Regions from separate parts of the Mus musculus genome. Here all the other regions are linked to region 3. A link is a loop called in an ENCODE intact Hi-C map of the cell type or tissue named here. Cell type or tissue: heart. All regions are shown on one strand.

The links. Hi-C counts contacts between places; a loop is a spot of excess contacts. Peaks named below come from ENCODE experiments on the same cell type or tissue, not always from the same donor. Only the 100,000 strongest peaks of a DNase experiment are listed, where the experiment ranks them.
Region 1: a loop joins it to region 3, with 2.0 times the contacts of the local background. A loop is called at or near these places in 2 of 42 quality-filtered maps.
Region 2: a loop joins it to region 3, with 6 times the contacts of the local background. A loop is called at or near these places in 2 of 42 quality-filtered maps.

What each region holds. Positions count from the first base shown.
Region 1 is chr7:98,641,613-98,649,612 of GRCm38, reverse strand. It overlaps Emsy (EMSY, BRCA2-interacting transcriptional repressor), which reads left to right. Exons shown (of 20, transcript NM_172280.2): 3 at 1,709-1,808; 4 at 3,090-3,164; 5 at 4,405-4,446; 6 at 7,945-8,000. Among named protein-coding and RNA genes, the nearest start is that of Emsy, 11 kb to the left of the region's middle. In heart, no CTCF peak of the experiment used is centred here; no DNase peak of the experiment used is centred here; H3K27ac peaks cover 743 bases.
Region 2 is chr7:98,653,278-98,661,277 of GRCm38, reverse strand. It overlaps Emsy (EMSY, BRCA2-interacting transcriptional repressor), which reads left to right and starts at 4,709. Exons shown (of 20, transcript NM_172280.2): 1 at 4,709-4,804; 2 at 6,426-6,534. The coding sequence starts at 6,465. In heart, a CTCF peak has its summit at 4,939 (motif pointing left); DNase peaks (open chromatin) are centred at 4,507, 5,207 and 5,427; H3K4me3 peaks cover 3,167 bases; H3K27ac peaks cover 2,486 bases.
Region 3 is chr7:98,775,155-98,783,154 of GRCm38, reverse strand. No RefSeq gene overlaps it. Among named protein-coding and RNA genes, the nearest start is that of Gm33720, 16 kb to the right of the region's middle. In heart, a CTCF peak has its summit at 4,000 (motif pointing right); a DNase peak (open chromatin) is centred at 4,004; H3K27ac peaks cover 986 bases.

The sequences.
Region 1 (8,000 bases), 130 kb after region 3:
ATAATTGCCTGAAGACATTTGCAATTAAATACTTGAGGGCAGAACTTATCACTTTTCAGTATATGTGTATTAGGACTCAACACTGATTTGTTGAATAGAATATTTTATAGGGGCATAGACATTTAATATAGTGAATTCTAAGATGGTTATTCCTAGTACCATTTTTGTAATCTTGGCTGGCTCTGATCATAGCTGAAATGTTTTTCTTGGAACTGAGTTTTTGCCTTTGGAGAATCGGAGCATTGTCTTTTGACACTCCATGTGGTGTCTGCATATTGTTCAGAACACACTCGACACACAGGATGTTCACACTCAGGCTATTTCAGTGGAATTAGACATTTCTGCTTCATTTACTCAGCCATTTCTTCTATATAAGGCTTCCTTAAAAAAAAAAAACAAGATTTCCTTATTTTTATTTTATATGTATGGATGCTTTGCCCGCGTGTGTGTTTGTGCACCGCGTGTGCATGGAGATCAGGGAAGCCAGAAGAGAGTGTTGGTTTTCAGGGAACCACTATGTATGTATTGGTATTTGAACCTAGGTCCTTTGAAAGAGCAGCAAGTACTCTTAACTGTTGAGCCATCTCTTTATCCCTTTATGCCTCCTTTTGACAGAATTGTGGACGCTATGAATCAAGTGAGATTACTGTTTACATATTGTATAGTTTGAAGTCTGCAGATGTATTGTCTCATTAGTTAGCCCACATTTACTAGTTTCTGTTTATATCTTTATGCATGCGTGTGCATGTGTGTGTATTTGTATATTCCTTCACATGCATGCATAAAACAGAACAACCTCAAATAATGTTCCTCAGGCATCACCTACCTAAAAAAAAAATTATGTGTTTTAGATTAGTCTTTATTTGGGTAAGGTCTGTCATCTGGAGCTTGTTCACTTTAGTAGACTGGGCTGGCTTAGTGGCTGGCAAGCCTAAGGGGTCCTCCTGTCGCTGCTTCCTTTAACACCGGGGTGATAACTGTATATAACTATATACTACCATATCTGCTTTTTTTTTTTTTTTCCTTTTCTTTTTCCTTTTTCTCTTTTGGTTTTTCAAGACACGGTTTCACTGTATAGCCCTGGCTGTCCCAGAACTCACTCTGTAGACCAGGCTCACCTTGAACTCAAGAGATCTGAGACTACTTCTGCCTCCTGAGTGCTGGGATTAATGAATCTGCCACCTCCTCCCAGCTTTCTCTTTGAGTTTATTAAGTAGATTTTAGGGATCAAACTAAGGTGCTATCACCTCTCCTACCTGTATTTCTTTGAGTCAGTTTCTTACTATATATCTCAGGCTGTCTTCGAACTCTCCATCTTTCTGCCTCAGCCTTGTGAGTGCTGGCACACACCACTGGACTAATTAGTTATTTGGATGGCAGTTTTTGTGTTTTATTTGCTTGGATGGTAGTTTTTGTAGCTGTAAAGATCTAACATGTCTGGCTAGATTAAATATTCTTCAGTAATATGTTTTCTTTCCTAAGCATTTTATACCCTCGGCCTCCATGAGACATTTTATAACATTTTATAACAGAGCAATATAAATGATGAACTTAACATTTAAGTCTTTTTAGTTGATAACATTTTTTAAAGGAATTCTAAATTTTGCATTTGGTTGATTTGGGATTTCTTGCTCTAAATCTTAATAGTGCATAGCCACATTATTCAAAATTAAAGGCCTATCTTGATAAAATAATTTTCTTTTTCTAGAACTGGAGGCATATGCTGGAGTTATCAGTGCACTTCGGGCACAAGGGGACCTCACCAAGGAAAAGAAAGATCTTCTTGGAGAGCTCTCAAAAGTCCTTAGGTAATTTGTCATGAAAGTTTTGGTGATGTGACTTGAAATCTCAATTTGTAGGGTTTACATCTTTTCACTCTCAAATTGAAGAACAGTTTGTTGGGTACTTAGAGGCCCTATTCTAGTTGTGTGATTGCTGCTATAGAAAATGGGAAAACTTAGTCTGTGGTATAAGCCAATCAAAGGGTTTCAGGCAGAGAGTTACCAGGTGGGAGGTCCTTTGACATAGGCGAAAGAAAGAAGAGCTGGTGCAGCTGAGTATCAGGATGTAAAGTGGCATCATCGGAAGAAGGAGATATGAGCAAGATACCTCAACGTGTAAGTGGGGAGTAGTGATAGATATAGCCGCCACCTTAACCCTGCTGACTCCTTTATCTCAGCTTGGGTGGAGCTTGACGTCACCTGACAACTTTAGTGAAAGGGTTTCCTTGGTGCTTCGTCTCCATCCATTTTTATATCTTGTGATTTCTCAGAAAATGTTCTGCTTAACTCTTTTGCTTTCTACATTTAAAGTAATTTTGTTTTATTTTTAGAAGTTAAGAGATGCGAGAGGCTCTTATTACTTAACATTAATATAGGAGTGTAATTAAGATTCTCAGTCTTATTTTTTTGTTATTTATGTTCCTCGTAAATTCTGCTTTTAGTTCTTAAGTGTTGTGATCCATGGTATAAATTTAGTGTTAAATACTAAAGAATATAAGAAGAGTGGTATTTACTTTATTGGGTATTTATGAATATAATGGATGTCTTTAAAAATTGTTTCATTTATCAGTGTTTAATATATGTACATTTTACCATTGGTAACATAGTGTAGAAAGCACGTAGCTAAAGTTGAGACACGTTTCATTGCATGTACTCACAAGAAACAGTATCTGGCCACTCTTACTGCTTTTATTGTAGTCATTGAACATAGAATTATTAGATTCTTCAGCCTTGGAAAAGACCTTAGAAGACTTTCTTCTAAGTGCTCAGTCCTCCTGCCAGCAGTCCTGAGATAAGGAGGACCTTGCACCTGTTTCTATGCTCGCTAACGGGAAGTCTTGCCTGCTCTTTCACAGATGGGAAAATCTGCATATCGGGTTGAGTTTGTCTTTCTGGGATTTACAGATACATAATCCTCAGTTACACAGAACCAATATGAAATCTTTCCTATGACTTTGAAACATTTGAAGATACACATTAGGCAAAGTAATCCTCAGCCCCCAAAAGATGTTGACTTAAACATTAATAAAAGTGTAGAGAAGAGCTGCCTGCTTGGCAGAGTTCTATAATGGCTATTTTTTTTCATAGCATCTCAACAGAGCGCCACCGTGCTGAAGTTCGGAGAGCAGTAAACGATGAACGGTTAACAACAATTGCACATAAGTAAGCCATTAGTCTACCACCCCTGATTTTTTAAATGATGTAGTATAAAGTAGTTTTGAGACAGTCTTCCTTTTGTGTGGCAGGTCCCTGAGCCTTTTATCTTAATAATAACTCTTTACTCAGAGGCCTGCCCATCCATAGCAATTACTGTTTATTCCATTGATTACTTTTTGTTTTTGTTTTGCATTTTGTTAGGGAAGCTTAAAGAACTTAGGTCAGATCCTATTAGAAGGTAATCTCTGTATGATCCAAGAGCACAGGGAGCACAGCTCAGTAACAAAGAAGTGTACTTCCTAAAATTGAAAGGTGCTTACAGGTTTCTTGTAATGGTATTTGATATAGGTATTGCTTTATAAATAGGCATTATAATTTTCATATGGCTCTAATTATTTCAGATAGATATTTCAAGTCTTAGAAAAAATTATAAAATGTATGTTCTTTTTAAGAAATATAAATATAACTTAATGTACTTTAAAAAGCAAACACAGTAAAATGATAAAGACTTCTTAGAGATTGTTTTCAGATCATCATAGCTGAGAGATTGGGTCCAGGGTGGTAGAGGACTGAGAGCAGAATCAGGCATTAGTTATAGAGAGGTAGTGCCTCCTGAAGAACAGAGAAGACCGGGAAGGAGTACTTTCAGTGATAATAGAAATATTTCATAAAACGTTAAAGTATCCTCCATTTGTTTTAACTTTTATGTTTTAATTGACATAAAACTAAAGGAAAGAGAACTCAGCGCATTACCATAATGTGATGACATAAGGCATTTGGCAGAATTTGAATTGATTACACGGTCTGTTGGCTTCTTGTACTTCACTGTCCCTCATTTTGCTTAACACATAGAATGGGGTACTCACCTCTTTAACAGTGTAGTTTGAATGTTTTGCTCTTTGTTCTGTAAGTTTCAGATTCTTTATAGACTTGTATGGTAGAAACTTAGAAGTTCTCTGTAGAGACGGCAAGTATTTCACTGTCAGGCTAACATAGTTGAAACATTCAAATTTAATGTGTCCCTTTTTGAATTTGCTTCAGACTTTTGAATCGGAATACTTTAAACTGGGTCTGGATTCTAACTTGGGGACTGGTCATAGGAAACTGTGCGCTAGATAATAGACAATGAATACCTTAGATGCATTCAAGTGGTATTATGGGGCAATGAGTTGTAAGTTGATGCGTCAGTGTCATTCTAAAAGGATAACATTTATTTAGTCTCCTTTTCCTTTTTTCCCCTTTTAAGAATGAATTTATCCTTATATTTGGGTGAAAGACCAAGTTACAGGTATGCAAATAGGTTATTATTATTTCAGGCTTTTTCTTGTATTTATTTCCAAATTGACGCTCTCAATTATTCAGGGGCACATACTCCATTTATGAATTAACCATGCCCCTTGCTTCTTCTCTTCCCCTCTCACCTTCCTAATACTGCCCGACCTTTAGCCATTTCGCTGCTTGGGAATATCTCTAGTCAGAGGGTGGGAAGGGAGAGGAGGTGAAAGTTTTATAACTCATTTCACTACTTGTTAGTTGGCCTGAAAAAAAAATGGGTTCAAGAATTTACTAGTATTTGCTAAAATAATTTTTGGATAATATGTGGATTTCTTTAATCTATGTGACCTCTCCCTTTCCTTCCTCTCTCCATTAGCATGGATAATTGAGAGTTGGCTTCTATTCACCTGTTTTCTCTGCCCTTCCCTTTCTTTCTGATTTCTTTAATATATGAATTGCCTTTTTTGAAAAGAATTTACTTCAGTATATAATTTTTAAAAAAAGCTTAGGTCTTTTTCTACTCCGATTTTAATATTTATTTCTTACTGTGGTTTTAGTTTAGCTGGCTGTTGTATTTATTTGTTGAGCTAAGAGTTAGGGAATGAGGCTTGGTGACACTTCCTTGTCCTCAGATATAGCAGTGGGGCCTAGACCTGAAGATGGCCTATGAGGGTTTTAGTCAGTAAAAACAGCTAGAGGAATGCATCTGAGCTGACTGCATCCCCTCCCCCTCCCTCCCTCCCTTCCTCCCTCCCTCCCTTGAAATTGCTGTGTGACTCGGAAAGAATGTACTTGAAAGGTGGTGGGAAAGCTGAGAGGATTGAGCAGGAAAGAAGGGGAACAAAAGGAGTAAGGGACCTGGCCCCAAGAGAACCATGCTGAAGGCCCTACTCCAAGGCCTGGCTGGGAAGTGCTTGTCCTTGGTTACTGTATCTTGAGTTCTTAGTTATGACAATATTAATGCTTCAAATGTTTTGCTTAGCCCAGTCCTCAGTGTCTCTACAATTAGACTAAAATGATAGTCTGGAATATCAGATCTTGGCACTTCTGCCTACTGTCAGATATTCCCAGAATGCTGTGCTGCTGTGTGAGGATACAGATTTTCTTAACTGCTCCCCATTGTAGCTTATTAGTATGTGGCTTTCTCAGAGCAGGGAGCAGAGCAGGGTCTGCACCTTCCTTGTGTTCTTTGGATGATTAGAGAGTTAGGCAAGTGTGCATACTGAGGGGACCTGTGAAACCCTCAGGTGCAATACTTAATTTCTAAATTTACTTAGATGACTTGTTCAGCTAACAGATATTTACAGTTTTATTACTAAAGCAAATAGGAACTTTTGACCTAATTCTAACATGATACTTCATTTCTCATTCACTTAATATTTGAGCATGCTTGCATGAGTGGACATTTGGAAGACATAATTCTTCCTAAAAGTTGCAGTTGTGTCTTTTTGCACTGCAAGCTTCATCTTTTCCGTAGCACATGTCCATGTGCTTCATATTTTTAAATTTATAATAACTGCCACCATTTAAATAGTACACCAGGTAAGTGTAGAAGTCACTTTATTTGTGTGGTAAACTCATACCAAACAGGTTTATCAGTGATAGTCTAATAAAATGGTATCAGAATAGGAGTGTAACAAGAAATGCTAGCTTTTGGAAAGTTTTCATTTAGCAGTTAGTAATGATGCTTTTCTGTCTTTATCTTGTCTGTACTATTCTTTGTTTCTGCACTAGTATTAAGATGGAGCTTATGTGACATATCCGTGAGGCTCCTGATGCCTCAGGATGTCCACCTTTCCTTCTCTTCCGTAGGATTTGCTTTAAGTTACGAAAGAGTTTGTGTATATTTTTATGGTAACACAACTGGATTCTTGAACTTGAATCCTTTTTCTTTCATATCTTTCTTTTTTGAGACAATGTTTTGTTTCAGTGTTTTGAAACAGGATTTCACTATATATCCTTGGCTGGCCTGGAATTAACTATGTAAACCAGGCTGACCTTGAACTCACCAAGATTTACAAGATTGCTTACTTTTGCCAAGGGGTGTTGGGATTAAAGGCTAAAGGCCTGTGCTATCATGCCTGTTTTAAATCCTTTTTAAGTTGTAATTTATTCTCTTCAGCAAAAATTGGCAGTAATTAGGCAATAATTCTCAATTGGTGTAAAGTAAACCTGCCCATAAAACCTACCCGGAAACTTTTATTCTTTATGTTTATGATATGACAAATAATTACAGAAGCATGATACATACTTGTTGAAGGAAACATTTATTAGTTGTGTGGCCCAAGGCAAGCTACTTAACTTCTGTGTGATTCGGTTTCTCATTCTAGAGAGTGGAGATGCTGATGCTATCAACTTCATAGGATTGTTGAGAGAACTGAGTTAAGACAGTAAGAGATGTAGAGCAGTGCCTGACATGTAACATGCCTTCAGTTGATTTTAACAACACCATCACTGTCAACATCACCACCATCATCATGGAAGCACTTCACTGCCCACTGACAAAGGATTTGGGGTCTGAATCTGAAGAGTCACTGGGTATAAAGTCTAAAGCTCTAGGCTGGGCTATAGAATCTGTGGTTTCACAAAACTTCTATTTCTAGTTTAGTGAAGAAAACCAGTTGTTTTTAGATTAATTTTAAACCTTGACACTAAACATGAGGATGTTTCATGAAGCCGAGAGAGAGATATGGCAGCTATCTTTTGGTATTTTAACCTCTGGTTTAATTTCTCAAACAAAACGTTCTGAAGAAGTTTTAAGGAAGAGAGACTATTTAATAATGTCTTAGAGAGGGTTCAGTTGCCACAAGTGCCTTTTAGAGTCCAGGGTATACCAGACAAATAAAGTAAAATAATGGTAGATTTCTTTTAGGATCCTCAGATCTGCTCTTAAAACAACAACAACAACAACAACCACAACTACAACCACCACCCCCAAAACCCCAGGAAGGGTAATAATATAAAAATACAGTGAATATTATCAGTGATGCCTGCTGTTGTATACAGCCATCTTCCACCCTACTAACTCCTCTCGTTTACTGCCTCAGTTTTCCATGTTTTAAAGCCTTTAGAATCTCTGGCCATGCGGGCAGTTAGGGAATTTTCCAAAGATTCATTGAACTTCATCCTTAATTATAAAGGAAAATCTGATTCTTAACACTCAATGCTTTTAGTTTCTTGAAATAATTAAAAAATAAAATTTAAAAGTTAGTAGAAATATTTATTTTCATTCATGAAACCCAATTTCATAGGTCAGTATCAGTTTTTATTTTTAAAGCATAGAAAAGAAGTGTCTTCATTGTAGGATTCAGATTATAGAATATGGTGTGTAGGAACGTCAGTGCGTGGCATTCCTCGAATTTAAATGTTCCTAAGTGTGACCTGCTTGCTTAGAAAGGAGCTTCTCCAGAATCAGGGCCCTTCTGGTCATTTAACAAGAAAAGGCTGCGTGTGTCTGACTCACTTTTTAGCAACTGTGAACCCTTGTAGCAGCATTTTTTCTTTTATTTAGTATGTCTGGACCTAATAGTTCTTCAGAGTGGTCCATCGAAGGACGTAGATTGGTAC
Region 2 (8,000 bases), 120 kb after region 3:
AGCTATTTAGGAAACAGAAGATACGGAGGGTGAATGGATGTAGTTGATGAAGCAGTGGCCAGATGTCTCACTGTCCTTTCTGAGGCCACTCTAGATTGCTTGAAGCTGTTGGATACTATTTGATTACAGAAATGTTAATTATAATTATCACTTAATTACCTTGTTTTCTTTCTTTTCAGTATTATTCCAATTATTCCATAGTTTGCTGATTTTGGTCTCAATAGTCCAGTTTTCAGTATATCCCTTGGCTGCATTAGACTGGCATACTTTAAGGTAAGTGTCTAAGGGCAGGATGGCACAGTGGAAAGTACAGTAACCAGAAGGCCAGTCCTGCTGTTACTTCTTTAGACTCTTTTCTCCTTAAATGTCGAAGTGAGCCATGTTGTGGTTGGAGAGATGGCTCACCACTTAAGTCTTGCAGAGGACCAGAATTCAGTTAACTGAATTCTCCAGCTTTAAGGGGTTAAATGCCCTCTTTTGGCCTCCACTGACACTGCACTCATGTAAACAAACACAGAGTCACATACACATAATTAAAAAGAAAATCTCTTCCCATTTTTGATTATTTTGTGTTTGTGTGTTTTGTCTGCATGCATGTATGTGAATCACATGTGTGTCTGGTGCCTAAGTTCAGAAAAGGGTACCAGATCCCCCAGATCTGGGGTTCTAGATAGCTGTGAGCCATCACATGGGTACTGGGAAGCAAACTGTGGTCCTCTACAAGAGTAGCAAGTGCTCTATACTGCTGAGTTACATCTTTATTCCCACGGCAGGCCTCTGATCTTGCGGAAGTCAGGTTTAATGCTTACTTAGCTGCTTAGTTAAGCAAGGAATAGTTAAGGCAGGTATTCTATCTATCCCTAAGCATTCTCCCAGACTAGGCAATTGTGACCACTAAGGTCTAGCAGGTCTTACTTCCCCCTTGGGAGTTAATTCTGAAATCATAGCTTTGCTACTTTACTAATCTCTTATCTTATGCATGGTATTTAACTTGTACCTTGGTTTTTTTTTCAGCCACAAAATGGCTACTTGATGGCTTTTTTTAGTTGTCAACTTCACTACATCTGGAATTAACTAAAACCCAAGAGGCTTGGTACACCTGTGAAGGATTTTTTTCTTAACCACATCTCTGGAACTTGGAAGACCCACTTTTAATCTGGATCATTTGAGGTGGGAAGAGCTACCTCTAACCTGGGCCATACCTTCTGCTAGCAGCTTATATAAAGGACAGGGAGAAGAAAGCTTGCTCTTCTAGCCAGTCTATTCCTTCACTGGCATTACAGCCTTCTTCCTTGGGATTTTAGAGTATATACTGAAGACCAGCTGAGATATCCACAATCCAGCTGAACAATGACTGGATTCCTAGACCTTCTGTTAGAATATAGCCATTGTTGGAGTAGCTGGACTTCAGCCTGTAAGCCATTTTAATGAATCCCATCTATATAAATATATATACTTAATTTATTCATTCTATCAGTTCTGTTCCTCTAGAGAACCATGAGTAATATAGTTACTATCAGGTTATTGTATTGATTAAGGAAGCTAATCTATGAAAAGCAACTAGAATAGAAAAATCTGTATGCATATAGCTATTATTTTGTGCATCAGACACACACACACACACAAAATGAATATATCTGGTTGGTCCCTCTTCATAGAGAGCTTCTTTTCTAGCCAGGGAATTACAAATGACCATAACTTTTTTTTTTCTTTTTCTATTTAACAGGGTAAATGTGGGAATAGGGGCTGGTGAGATAACTCAGTGATTAAGAGCACTGACTGCTCTTCTGGAGGTCATGAGTTCAAATCCCAGCAACCACATGGTGGCTCATAACCATTCGTAATGAGAAACAAATTAAAACAAACAAACAAACAAACAAACAAACATAAAACAGCCTATGGGTTGGAGCAAGCAGGGCTGGAGCAAGAGGGAGAAGGGAAGGGGGGAAAGGAAAAAAAAAAGTATAAATTACTTGTTTAAAAAAAAAGTGTGGAAATAGACATGGGACTGGTAGGGCTAGGTAAGTTTTATGCGATGTAAGGGAGAGCTGTAGTTTTGAGTCTGATGCTTAAGAGAGGACAGTAGGGATTTTGGTTCATACCTGTAATCCTCAGGAGGGTCTCAAGTTTGAGGCTTGCCTAGGATACATGGTAAGACCTTGACTCCAAACAACAACAAACAAAAACCAAGTAATGAAAATGGCTAGGAGAGGGCTGGCAAGATGGCTCAGTGGTTAAGAGCGCTGACTGCTCTTCCAAAGGTCCACTTACATATAATAAATAAATAAATTCTTTAAAAAGAAAACGGCTAAGAGAAAGGGAAGGTGTAAAGTGGTATGTAGTGTCAGCAGCATTGAGACTTGGGAGCTTCTTAGAAACAGGATCTGGCCCTATCCCCAAACTACGAAATTCAAAACTTGCATTTTACCAGGACCTACCTTCATGTGTTCCTGCTAACATTAAATCTTGAGAGGTACTACTGGCTGAAGGTAGACTCTAGGACCAAGCTGCCTATATATAACAGGTAGAGTTTTCTCATTGTGTGTGTGTGTGTGTGTGTGTACGTTGGAGATCAGAGGAAACTTCTGTGAAGCCAGTTCTCCCACTATCACTGGAGGATTGAATTCAGGTCATCAGGCTTGCAAGACAGACACACAACACTTGTTGAACCTTCTCGTCAACCCCAGGCTGCCAAAACTTAAATTCTTGTTTTATCAATCTACTTATGTGGGACCTTAGGGATGCTTTTTAACCCGTACCAAGGACCTATTATGTAAGAGATGGAGGGTCAACTCTAATAATCTGTCACTTATTTTTGACTTACTGTAAAAGTTTTTGTTGTCTTAAAAGATTTACTTTCGGTGTCTGGGTATTTTGCCTGCGTGGATATCTGTATACTACATGTGTCCAGTGCCTAAGGTACTCCTGTAACTGAATTAATGGTTGTGAGCCATATGGGTGCTGGGAATAGAACCCAGCTTCTCTGGAAGAGAGGCCAGTGCTCTTAAGCACTGAGCCATTTCTCCAGCTCTTTAGAGACAGGGCTCTACTATGTGAACCCTCTCAGTTCACCAGTTCCTGAACAACTGTGCTTTCCCATTTATAGAGTGGTGAAGCTTAATTACGCCTGTCTCACGGAGATGCTGCAAGAGTCAAATCATAGAATGTCTGTTAAATTACAAAACCTCCTATTAAAACTTAATTTACCAGTGAGGTGGTGGTGGTGTACACCTTTGATTCCTGTCTCGAGAAGACTTAATTTACTACCTTGCAAGGTATTCTTAAGAAACTGACCTCAAAATAGGGTGCAATAAGAAGGCCAGGAGAGCTGTATAGGAAATGGTCCTTTTTATTTCTGACTAACCTACAGCTCCATTCAGGAGCAGGAGTAGACTCATATGCAGTGGTTCACAATTTACTTAAAAACTTCTTCTTTTTTCTTGTTTTGGTCTCGGTGTCTCTTGCAGTCCAGTCTGACCCTGCATTCCTCATCTTCTTCCACTTCTACAGTGCTGAGATTATAAATGTAATTCATAATGAACTAGGAAAAGAACTTTCATTCACGTTGTGTATCTTAATATTCCCACAGGGTAGTTTTTCTCGTGTGTCCATCCTAACATCCCTTAGTGCTAGGAATCCGATTCAGGTCTCCAGGTCTTGCACATACTTGACAAGCAATCTGCCATTGAGCTAGATGTCCTCCCAGTGGTTACCCTAGTTTTCACGGGAATCTGCTAACAGAAGGATGCACACTAACAATTCCTCAAGATTTGCACTTTCATTGCATCCGATGCTACCAGAGTTCTTTATTTAGAGGGAGGACACAACAAAATTCGATGGGATTTATAATACTAGAAATTAACTTTGAGTTCTTGGATCAGAGAAACAATATATTGGGTCCCTATCGATCTGTAAAATAGGGGCACAAGGCCTCCACAACATTGTGTGGTTAAGAACAAAGGCTGATGGTGAACCTACCATGTCGTAGTGCCTCAAGTAAGTCCCTTCTTCCCTTTGTCAGATTTTGCACGAGATATCACTACCTCTCCTACTTCGTACATGGCGTAACTCCAAGCTGAGACCGCTCGGATTCCTTTCCTCCACTTGCAACTCCTAACACCGAGAAAGGTGTACGGGCCACTGTGAGGTCTTCTCTCTCCGTAGTGGATAACCTTTCTTGAGTTGTCGTTTGGGTGGCTGGAAGACGCTGATGACTACTCCCAAGCGTCTACGGAACCAGATCTTAATCCTCAACTGGGCATCAGGGACCAAGCTGTGTTCTTTTCATCCCAACCCTCGCTAGAGTGAAAAGGTCGAAGCTCAGCTCCAATTACAGACGCCATCTTGACCGCTACGTGTGACGCCACACGTACAGCCGAAAGAGCAGCTGATTGGCTGGGAAAGACCGGAGGATAGGCGCGCGAAGCTGGAGACTGGAGGGTAATGTAGAAGCCGAAAGGAACTACACTCCCAGACTTCCTTGCGCATGTGACCAGCAAGCAGCAAGAGAAAGAGGAGCGAGGTTGGACTCGGACTACAACTCCCACTAGGACCCGCGTTGTCCGCCCTTTCCTTTCAAAAGGCAGAGGAAAAGGGACAGGAAGAATGGAGGCTTTTGAGTGCTCGTTTCTCAAAAGGCGGGAAAGGCGAACTACACCTCCCGGCGAGCCGCGCGCGCCTGCGCCTGCGCTCTGGTATCTGTCGCCATCTTGCCCCTTCTGAGGCACCGCAAACAAACCTAATTCCTGGTGTCCCCTAGTCTTGGCGGAGGAGCCTTTTAGATGAGCCCCGAAAGGCCGGGCAGGTGGGTGTCTCTCAGGCAGGGTCCTGGGAAAAGCTGGCAGGCTATCCAGGGTAGGGGAGCGCTTGGCCAGGCACGGGGAGCCCGGCTTGGGTCGGTCAGCCCCATCCTCCGTTGTTTCCTAACGGGATCGCGGGGCTCCCTCAAGTGGACTGAGGGCGACTCCGGCATGCCTGGTGATGGGACGCCGGAGGTCGAGGTCTAGGAGCCCCGAGGCGACTCCGGGTTGTCTGACTGTCTGTCCGTGCCCCCGCTTTTTCTCCGTTGTCGTCTCCGCTGAGGAGTGCGCGAGGCGCGGACGCTGGCCAGGGTTCCCAAGACTGGCTGCTGGCCGCGGGGGCGCGGGCTTGACATTGGAACCCGCTCGGAGCCGCGCGGGCGAGGAGCCGGGCGGGCTGCTCTTGTTGTGGTGCTGTGAGCGAGTGCGTGTTTAGAGAGGGGGCGGGGCGGGCTGCCTGCTGACACTTGAGCGGGGGACGGAGTCGGTGCGACCCCGGTGCCGGGAGCACGCTCCGGCTTCTGCTGCCCGGCTTTCCTTTGCTGTGCGGCCCCGCCGTGCGTTTCCCTGGAGGGGATGCTTTGGGATGCCGTGACGTGGTACCCGATTCGGGCGGTCGCCGGCCGCCTCCGAGATTCTACCGGGAGGCGGGGACTGGCTTGGGGAGCGAGCGGATTCCTTTGGCTCTGCCCCTTCCTCCTCTCCACCCCCTTTCTTTATGTCATCCTGCCAGCTGGGGCGCGCCATCCAGTTTGGCTCGCTCAGAGTTGGTTCTGAGCTCAGAGGACTATGGGAAGTAGGGGGAAGGGGGCTCCACTTGAGGCCAAGAGTTGGAGTTAGCAACCCAGAGCCTGGAACGCAGTTGAAGAGTCATATCGGTTTAGTGTTTGACTCTTAGGCTGGCTCATTCATTCATTCTACTCTGCTGCTGACCATCCATTTATCAGTTTAACAGATGTTAAGGAAGATCTACTGAGTTCTCAACCTGTAGTGTAGTTTTGTTTGACCAAGGAATTCACAGTGCGAAATTCTAGGCTTTTAAACTTTTGGTAACTGGTCGAAATGACTCTTTTTTTACTGCCAAAACTTGAGAAAAGAGTTATTGAGTTTCATTTATCCAAATGACATGCTCCACCGTTTGCTTATTTTATCTCCTAACTTATTATTAAGGAAACTGGCAGAGGTCAAATCACTTGTCCAAGGTTGCACAGGTGGTAGAGTCTGTTTGGCAAGTCATATGCCAGCCACTATGACAGAACTTGGCTTGCCCTGTTTTCTAAATAATACTTGAAACAAACTTGGGATTACTTTTTTTTTTTTTTTTTTTAAAATAAAGGCATACAAATTGGGTTCAGAGAGGCCAATTCACAAGGATGAAACAACTAATTATGTTGTAAAGCTGGAACTGGAACCAAGAAGTGTTTGACTTTAAAACCTGTTCTTTCCCCTGTTAGTATGAGCTGGGTCATTGTGCTCTCAAATGGTGTTTTTTTTCCTTTGTCAGGAGCTGGAGTGTGGAGATGAAAATGGTATGAGTTATCTTTTCAATCTTAGTTTGTAGCCAGTCGAAGGCTTTCTATATCCTTGCGTATACATTGGTAATGTGATTTGTTTTTCCTCTGATAGGGAGGACAAGCTCTTTGGGGCTACCAGACAGAAGCAGCAATGCCTGTTGTGTGGCCAACCCTTTTGGATCTCAGCAGGGATGAATGCAAACGGATTCTTCGAAAATTGGGTATGCTTTTTGTTGTTTTTGTTCTAAGCCGGGTTCTCACTCCATAGCCCAGGCTGTCTTCAGAATCATGTCGGTCTCCTTCCTCAGCTTCCCGTGTGATGGGACCACAGGTGTGCTTGGCCGTGCCTGCCCGTTTTATTTTTGATATTTTATATTTCTCTGTGACCTTTTCTTTTTCTGCTTGGTCATGGCTGTTGGTGGCATAGTCCTCAGGACCTAGAATGATTTGTACACGAGATGGAGGAGTTATGACACAAGGAGCCATGACAAATGGGAAGCCTTCTCCTTATACATCTCACATAACACTCAAGCCCCAAAGGTGGATTGCTTTGGTTTGGTTTGGTTTTGGTCCCCTTTTTACATAGGAAGTTTAGACATGAGGCAGTACTCCCATTAAGTCATACAGTCAGTATTTGACTTCTAGCATTGTGCTTCTCAACCTTCCTAATGCTGTGACCCTTTAATACAGTTCCTGACATTGTGGTCACCCCCAACCATAAAATTCTTTTGTTGCTACTTCATAACTGTAGTTTTGCTACTGTTATGAATTTTAATGTAAATATCTGTGTCTTAGGTAGCCGCTGTAAAAGGTCATTTGACCTCTAAAGGAGTTGTGCTCACAGGTTGAGTGGTCACAGGTTGAAAGCTGCTGCTCTACGTAATTTTTTTTTGTGTTTTGCTTATATTGGGATACTACTAACTGAGTATGTGAGAAACATGCCTTTTCTGGATTTTAAGTTAAGTCAAGCTGCCTAGTTTCCCAGTTATTTCTTACTGTAATTGATAAGATACCCATTATATTTAAATTTGACTAATGCTTCTTTTTTACCCCCCTATAGCAGCTCTTTTCAACAAGTATTTAGGGAGAAAAGCAAGCCCTAATGCTAAAGCATATGTTTGTGCAAGGAACTAATGTCATCCCCATGTGTGTAGAGTGGCGTTAGCCACATGCCATTCTTGGGTATATTGGGAAAAAGATTTACTCTCATCATTTGAATCTTTGGTTTCAAATGAATATTCATGAATATGCTGTTTTAGATTATAAGGGCCCTGGTTTATTTATTACTGTGGCCTGAGGCACTGTACTAAATGAAAGAAGTGACAGATAATTTGGAAGGGATCATCAGTGTCTTGGTAATGAATATTAATTAAATAAAAAGCCTCTCATTGTGGTCTACATCTGATAATACAGTGTTTAAAGCAGTTACTTTCAGGCGTATTTGTAGGCCACTAATGCTTTCCTTCAGAGGAAATCTTTGCAAAATTCTTTTATGTAGATCAGATAAAATTGTAGCTTTTGTGTATCGGCTGCGAATATCCCATTCAGGATTTCCAACTACGTAACCTTGTTTTAGCTATCTGAAGAGTGCACTTTCAGGGAGACAGTCTTTTAAGCTTGCATGTAAACTTTTATCACTACTTTGAAGGTGTTTGGCTATACACATGCACTAATGTAACCTGCTGTT
Region 3 (8,000 bases):
GTGTAAGCCCCGGATCTTAGCCCATCTATGCAAATGTCTAATTTCAAGATGAGATAGTAACACACCTCTTCTCTGGGTCTGAGACAGACAGAGAGCATCATCCCAGGATGCCAGCATCATGCACACCACTCTTCAGAGTGACAGGAATACTCAGGACAGACAGACCCTACAGCCTCATTCAAAAATTTTATCTTCTCTGAGTTCAAGACCTCGAGTGCTCACTCATGGTTACATTCGGGCTTAGCATAGTCCTCTCCAGACACCTCTATGTCATCTGTTCTTGGCAGCCAGGGGGTTCTTTTTTTTTTTAAGTACAAATTATTCAACATGGCACATAGTGCCTGTCCAACTATAAATGTGTTCACACATGGCATCGTTGAGTAGGCCAAACCTCCATTCCTACCTCTTGGCTTTTGCTCACATTGTTCCTTCTGCTAAGATGCCCCTCTGCCTTCTTCCAGTAGAAAAATTCATGCCCACATCCCATTTCTTCTCAGAGCCTGTTCTGAAGATAAGGATATGTTCCCAAAAGGCCACTCAAGAAGGGAAAGAAAACACATGTTCTGGCCAGAGCACAGTGAGCATGTGACCAAGAACCAATCTCCTCTCCTCTCCCCAGGCTCGGTGCTTCTTACCTATAAGCCAGTGCTAAGATTCCTTATCTCCTACACTTTGGGTGATGATTAAGTGCGGGGAGTGAGGGGGACGGGGACTATAAAAGGTCTCTACAGATTTCAGACTCTTTCAGAACATTATTTGTGGTCAGTGATCAAATTGCCATAGACTGACAAAAAATTTGCTTACATGTCTGGGTGTGGCAGTGCACATCTGTAATCCCAGCACTTGGGAGATGGAGACAGGAAGATCAAGAATTCAAGGTTGCCATGGTTATATGACGGAAAGATCCTTTCTCAATAGTCTTCATGGATATTCAAATATTCAATCCCACAGTTTCTGATGGGTCACATGTTCTTTCCTGAACAAGTCCCTATGGACAGGAAGTTATGGCAATGACTGCCAGGCTCAGGACTCACTGCTGGCCGTGCACTGGGGTTTAGAGAACACTCTACCGGAAATAAATGAACCAGTGTGTGTGAATGAGCAGAGCAAGATCAGGTGTAACCCTTCTCTCAGCTAACCGTCAATCACACATACTTTTATTTATACACAGAATAATGCCTTCCCATCTCTTCTCCTCCCCCAAACTGAATCAAGCAAAGACTGGTGATTACCTATTTATGAATATCTGAATTCTTTATATTCTCTTCCTTCAAAGTTAGTTGTAGTCTTTATTTGTAGTCTTTAGTTTCTGTCTACAATGAGCTATGATTCCACACTGACAGAAAGAGAATTGAGTCACTGTAACCATTCAAACTTGAAGGAACCAGGAAAGGAAGACAACACCGGCACATAACGTTAACCAGCTCTTCTGATGAACAGAGATCAGAGTCTCCCAGTCCTGGTCAAGGAAGGAATTATTTGGATGGAGTGACAGACCTCTTACTCCAAGGATGTCCACATGCTAATCCCTAGACTGTGACTACATTAGAATAAAAGAGGAATTCAGATCACTGACGGGGCAAAGCTTCAGTAACTCTCTATTTTCTTTCTTTCTTTCTTTCTTTCTTTTTTTTTTTTTTTTTTTTTTTTTAGGTTTTTCGAGACAGGGTTTCTCTGTGTAGCCCTGGCTGTCCTGGAACTCACTCTGTAGACCAGGCTGGCCTCGACCTCAGAAATCCGCCTGCCTCTGCCTCCCAAGTGTTAGGATTAAAGGCGTGCGCCACCACGCCCGGCTAACTCTCCATTTTCAATGAAATACCCGTGGCTGAGTAGCTAAGCAGGAGAAGAGAGTTCTTTAGCTCTCGGTTTTAAAGGGCAGACATCCAAACAGCTCTCTGGATGCATCACCTCCTTAGTGGCGGAAGATGCCACGCGGTGGGACACTTGTGAAAAGGCGAGATCGCGTGGCCAGACACAAGGCCAGAGAAAGGAAAGGCAGTAATAACCTTGTGGTGGCTAATCGTCAGTCAGCTTGACTGAATACAACGTCATTGTGAAAATACACATCTGTTATGTGTTTCCAGAAAGGCTTAACTGAGGATGGAAAACCCACCCTGAATAGGGGTATCTCCATCCTGTGGGCTAGAGAGCTGGACTAGGTGTTGGCATTTAGTCTAGGCTCTGTCCCACAGTTGCCTGGCAACAGCCAGGTGTGTCTGACTCTCTATAGAAGGGGCTGCTTGCCCCCTCCTCTCCCTCTTGCTCCTGCTCTGTCCCCCAGCTCCTGCTTCCCCCTCCCCATTTCCCTCCCCCCTTCTCCATGTGTTCGTGGCTGGCCTCTACTCTCTACTTACTCTCTCTCTCTCTCTCTCTCTCTCTCTGCCTTTCTCTGTCTCTTCTCCCTCAACTCCCCTCCCCATGCCCTGAATAAACTCTATTCATGCGGCTGGTCCCTCGGGGGAAGGGATGCCTCAGCATGGCCCCCGCAGAGCCACCCCCTTTCCCTACACCTGACTGCACATCCACCAAGCACATTCCTTATCTCTCTATCTTTTTATAAAACACAACACTGGGTAAAAAGGATAAAGCAGGCTAAGAACAATCACTCATGGCTCAGTTCCTGATTGCAGGCACAATGTGTTTCATACTTCTGCTGCTATGCCTTCTCCACTAGGACCGACTATACCTTCAAACTATAAGCCAAGATAAATCACTTTAGTCAATTGTTTTGACATAGTAACTAATAAGAGACCTCTTACAGGCTCTACCTCTTAGAGGTCTATCTGTAGTCAGACTTTGGCAACTTTGTGGCTTCTTATTTCTGCTGCCCTTCTCCATCCTTTTTCTAGCCCTTCAATCCCCTAACACTACCTAGGAGAGAGAAAAGGATAGGGGGTGGGGAGGAAAGGAGCGGCATTTTTTTTTCTTTTTCGAGACAGGGTTTCTCTGTATAGCCCTGGCTGTCCTGGAACTCACTTTGTAGACCAGGCTGGCCTCGAACTCAGAAATCCACCTGCCTCTGCCTCCCAAGTGCTGGGATTAAAGGCATGCGCCACCGTGCCCGGCTGGGAGCAGCATTATTGTTAGACTACTTTCTGTTGATTAGGGGCATCAAGTTCCTTGGGCCAAGTTTGATCTTTGCTGTCGGGATATCTAAGTTCTTCTTTTTCTTCTTTGAGCACAACTACTTAGCAAATTGCCGCCCACAGCAACCAACCAATGACCCATCACTACCACCACCCAATGACCCACCCTCTCCGGGCCTTAGCATTTCAATATCCTCTCAAAAGTCCCCAGACTTCCAAACACCACACAATTGCAGAAACTATCTGCAGCTGGCAAAATCATGTACCACTAGAGCACAGGGCAAATTATAGTCAGCTGCTGCGGACCGTCTGAAGTAGCCCCACATACCACACATGAGGTTAAAACGAAAACATATTCCCATAATACTTCTGTGTTTTCAAAGAAACCAAAATTCTCACTACATTTATTTTTTTAAATTTATCTGTGTTAAGTATTCGTATGTGCACATGCATATGTGTGCACACAGATGCACATGTCACAATGCATGTGTGGAAGTTGGATGACGGCTTGCGATAGTTCTCTCTTTCTAAAGTGTGGGAACGACTGAGCTGGTAAAGGCCTGCCACACAAGTCCCAGCATCCATATAATACCAAAGCACTGTGATCCAGATCTGTAACCTCAGGGCAGACAGAGATAGCTCAAGTTTTGGAACTCACTGGCCAGGTCCCCTAACCTAGTCAGTGAGCTCCAATGTTCAATGAAAATCCTTGTCTCAAAAAACAGAAAGAAAGATAAGGGAAGGCATTCCATGTTAACCTGCGACCTCCACACCCACAAACACATATACAAAGATGCCAGTGGCTGCCAATTTGCCCAAAGTCAACCAACTAGAGAAAGAGGAGGCCAAGATGCCAACCTTCACCTGCCTGTCTTCAGACAGTGTTTTATCCTCAGGGCATATACTTGCCCAGCAGGGGGCACTCGTGCCCACACGCCAACAAGGCTGAAGGCTTCCTGGTGGGACAGCCCAGAGGACAGTGGCTGGAATGTGGGGCCCTGGCTGTGCTGGGCTGTCCTGGGGGATGAGCTCTTCCTATCCAGACCTTGACTGCTACTCGCCTCCGATTTCTAGCTGGCTCAAGGTAGTATGGCTCTCAGCTGCATCAGTCTACACTGGTGGAGCAATGCAAGACTTTGTCTCAAGATTTATTCTTCTCTCTGTTGTCACCTCCACTCTCATCTGATCTGAGGGTGTCCCCGGAGTGTTACAGGGGAGGAAAGGCCGGGGGCCCCCAATTCCTTCCTGACAGATGTGAAATGGGTCAGGGGCCATCGGGGAGGTAAAGGGATCTCTAAAAATGCTTGTGCAGTTTGGGGTGGAGTAGGGCTCTGAGTGTGCACCCCAGGGACTATCCCAGCTCGCTGACAAGCAAAAGCAGCTCCCTCCCTCTTTCCCAATGTATGCAACCCACTCAGAGGCCCAGGCCACATCGCTGGCTGAGTGGGAACAACCAAGGGTCCCAGACCACAACATTTAAACACAGAGCCTAGGCTGCCCCAGGAAAACATCTAGTCTAATCTCTTCATTGGTCCAAAGAAGGGAGTTGGCTTGTCTTGGGCCACAGAGTCAAGCCAGGACTACTGCCTGATTTCGCCTTAGCTTTCTGGGAGTAAAATCCAGGCTTGTGGAGAAGCTAGAATGAGGTGCAGCTTGCCAAGCAAACTTGAGTGAGAACTAACAGCCCTCATGCATCAGGCTCACTATGTGCAGGACCCAGGACCCACTGTGTGACAGGCCTCAGGAAGAAACTGAAACCCTACAAGGGAACTTTTAGAGAGATGTGTGTGGCTGTATATATATGGACAAGGGGCTTGAGCTGTGCGTTTAAGACTGGCGGGCTTTTCTCTGCCAGTTTTATACCTTAATCTGTTTAAATGCTGGGAATCAGAGGCTCAGAGAAGTCAATGGACTCTCTCAATACCACACAGTGGAGAGTGGCTAAGCTCAGCCTTTAACTATCTGGCTGCAAAGTCCCCGGCTGCACCTCTCCACACAAGACTGTTGTTGTACATCAGCATTTCAGCGACTCTGACCCATACACTATTCCAATTTGCAGCACCTAGGCCCAAAGGAGTGAGTGGCTGAGAGGTCTAGGAGGCCCCAGAGGGAGGCTAAGGGGATCTAGATGTAGGACATTCATGGGCCTCCCAGCTGGCCCCTGTGTGGTATACAACCTGAAGATCTATAAGCATTCCCACACTCCGGGATGTAGGGCAAATCAAACCCAACCTCTGTGCCTTCTCTACCCTCCCTGCATCCCCTGCAGCAACTCTCCCCCCCCCCCCCAGCCTCTCTCCCCTGCAGTTCCCTGCCTGGCCTCTTTGCTTCTACTTTATAGGCTGGGCAGACAGGTCCTCAGGGGCCACCTGCCTGGGGCTGTCTGAGCTCCCTGTGTGGGATGTGTACAGAGCCAGCTTTCGAGTGGGGGCAATGGTCCTTGAAAAACCCAAAAGCATTCCTTGTCAATGTGACGTGACGGCAAGGATCAGTGGGAAAGGGTGGGAGGGAGGATTGGGTCATGGGAGAGAGCAAAGTCTAGCAGAAGCCCCTCCCATTGCCCAGCACCTAGTTGGGTAAAGCCTATCTGCACAGCTTGGCTCCTGAACCTGCTGAAGGTCAGGTGAAGCCAGGGACTATCAGAAAGCCCTAGTAACTTGCCCAGGGCACACAGCAACACTGAAGGTCCACTGAGCATGAGAGCCAGCTCCATCTGAGGCCTCCTTCACCACACTGTCCAGCCCTTTTCTAGCTCATACTGGGGCACAGGGGCGGGGGAAGGCTCAAGGAGGCAGGCAGCCCACCTGTCAAGCGCACCGAGGCACTGGGATGTTGGCAGGAGTGACTGAGATGTCTTCTGCTGGGCGGGGTCATGGTCTGCAGACACTACAGCCTGTTGGCCCTGTGAACAGGACTAGGAGGCCCACCTGGGCCAGGTGGGGCCGAGCTAAGGCCCATGCCCTGGATGTAAGGGGATCTCAGCAGAGCCAGAGAGATGGCAGCAGGCTGGACTCTCCTGCTTCCCAGCCCTGCTGAAATGGGAGTGTTGTAAAATGTGGTTCTCTGAGCAAAACAGCTGCCATCTTCCTCAATCAGCTGTGCCAGCTTGCAATCTGCCACGAAGAGCCAACTTGGTGCCTGTTGACATTCCCTCAGAGAGGGAGTAGAGAGTCACTGGGTCTTTGCCTGACAATCCAGCCTCTCCTATCAGCCACTTATATGCCCTTCTGCCCTAATTGCACATGGCCTCAAGGTCTTGAGAGTAGCAAGACTACACAGGCTGGGGTGTCTGATAGGGAGTGCAACATCTATGTAGCCTTGGAGAACCCATCATCCATGCTGGGTGTGGATTTTCCAGGGTGGCTGCTTTGGGGTCACTGATGCGTTACAAGTAAGCCTAATAGACACTTTGGTTCCCTCTGGTGAGCTTTAGTAGAATCGTTTGGTTGTTCATCTGGTTGTTGGGGCCTTACAAGGAGGAAGCAGACATAGTTGACATCTCCCCAAGGAAGAATTCTTGAGTCAGGGGCACATAGTCTGTCTAAACCTCCTTTGTGGCTGGAGAAGACTGAGAGACTCCACATCAAGGAGAGCCTTCCTCAGGCCATTTGCACATCAGAGAGCAATCAAGAGTGGAGACAAGCATGGTAACTTTGGAGTCACCTTCCTGGGTTCAAATCTCAGCTACGCAAACTCGGCCATGGACGCAAGCCCATGTTACAGACGTGGACAGAATGATCACTGCAGAGAGTGGGTGAGATTCTCCAGTGTGAACATCTCTAGCACGTTAGGGTCAGGCTGGGACATCGACTAGTTGTCTTCCCATAGAGCTTAGTGCTTAGAGAAGGACACCTGCCTGACACTGCTCCTGACAGCCCTGGCCAGCCCGGCCTCAGTCTTCCATTATAAGTGTTCAGTGTTCGAAGGCTCCAAGTCCCTGTGGAGTGCTACACTATGCCCTGTGCAGACCCTTCAGGCTGTCAGAGGACAATGATTAGGTACCTAGCTTCCTAAAACCTCTTTGACAATCAAAACAAGCAGCATCCCCCCCCTTTGATGTGTATTGGTAAACACTGAGGTGGGGCTTAGAATCAGACACACTTTCCCAACCCACTTTTGCCACTGAATGCCGTCTCTATGGTTCCATTTTACCATGTGTAAAGTGGGGCTCACTATCCTCCCTCACAGGGAGACATACACAGGCAGGCTTCCTCACCAGAGTTGGAGCTCAGAAGTTGGAATTCCTCTGCTTCTTGGTGACTCAGGGACAACTGTAATGCTCGCCCAGGCAGAATAGGTCCTGATGTGGCCAGGGGCCCCCAGAGACCACCTTCAGTCTTGCTTTCCATGAGCACCAGGGTGCCAGAGAAATAAACTGATGCTGGGGTCAAAACTGTTGCTATACGTGATGATGGCTTCATACTGGCAATGGAAGTGGTAACCTTTTTCTCGGACAGTGACACTGGGGTAGTATATAAAGGGGGAATCTCCATGCTTTTCTGTGCGGTCTGTGTATGCTCTAAATGATCCACAGTGAAAGGTTTGGAATGTTCATCTCAAATATAACCAGCACTTTGCAGCTTTCAGTCAGACTTCACCAGGAGCCCTTCAGCTCATCTAACTTTGCCCACCTCAGACAATCTCTAGTTGTTCCAACGTGCCTAGGACTGGCCTCACTCCCTGGCACACCCCTCCATGCTTCTGGCCCCATGCTTCTAGGGATATAACACTAAGATGATAGGGCCCTCCTCTGTGGCCTCTCCTTGCTGGCTCCCACCACTCTCCCTTCTGTTCCTATCTTGAGTGGCCTGCGGTTGGGCTGAACCACAGGTGGCAAATATTTGAATGTATCGTCACCAAAGACACTTGGCAGGTGTTCGTATATACACGCTCAAGAGGTGAAACAGGGGGCAG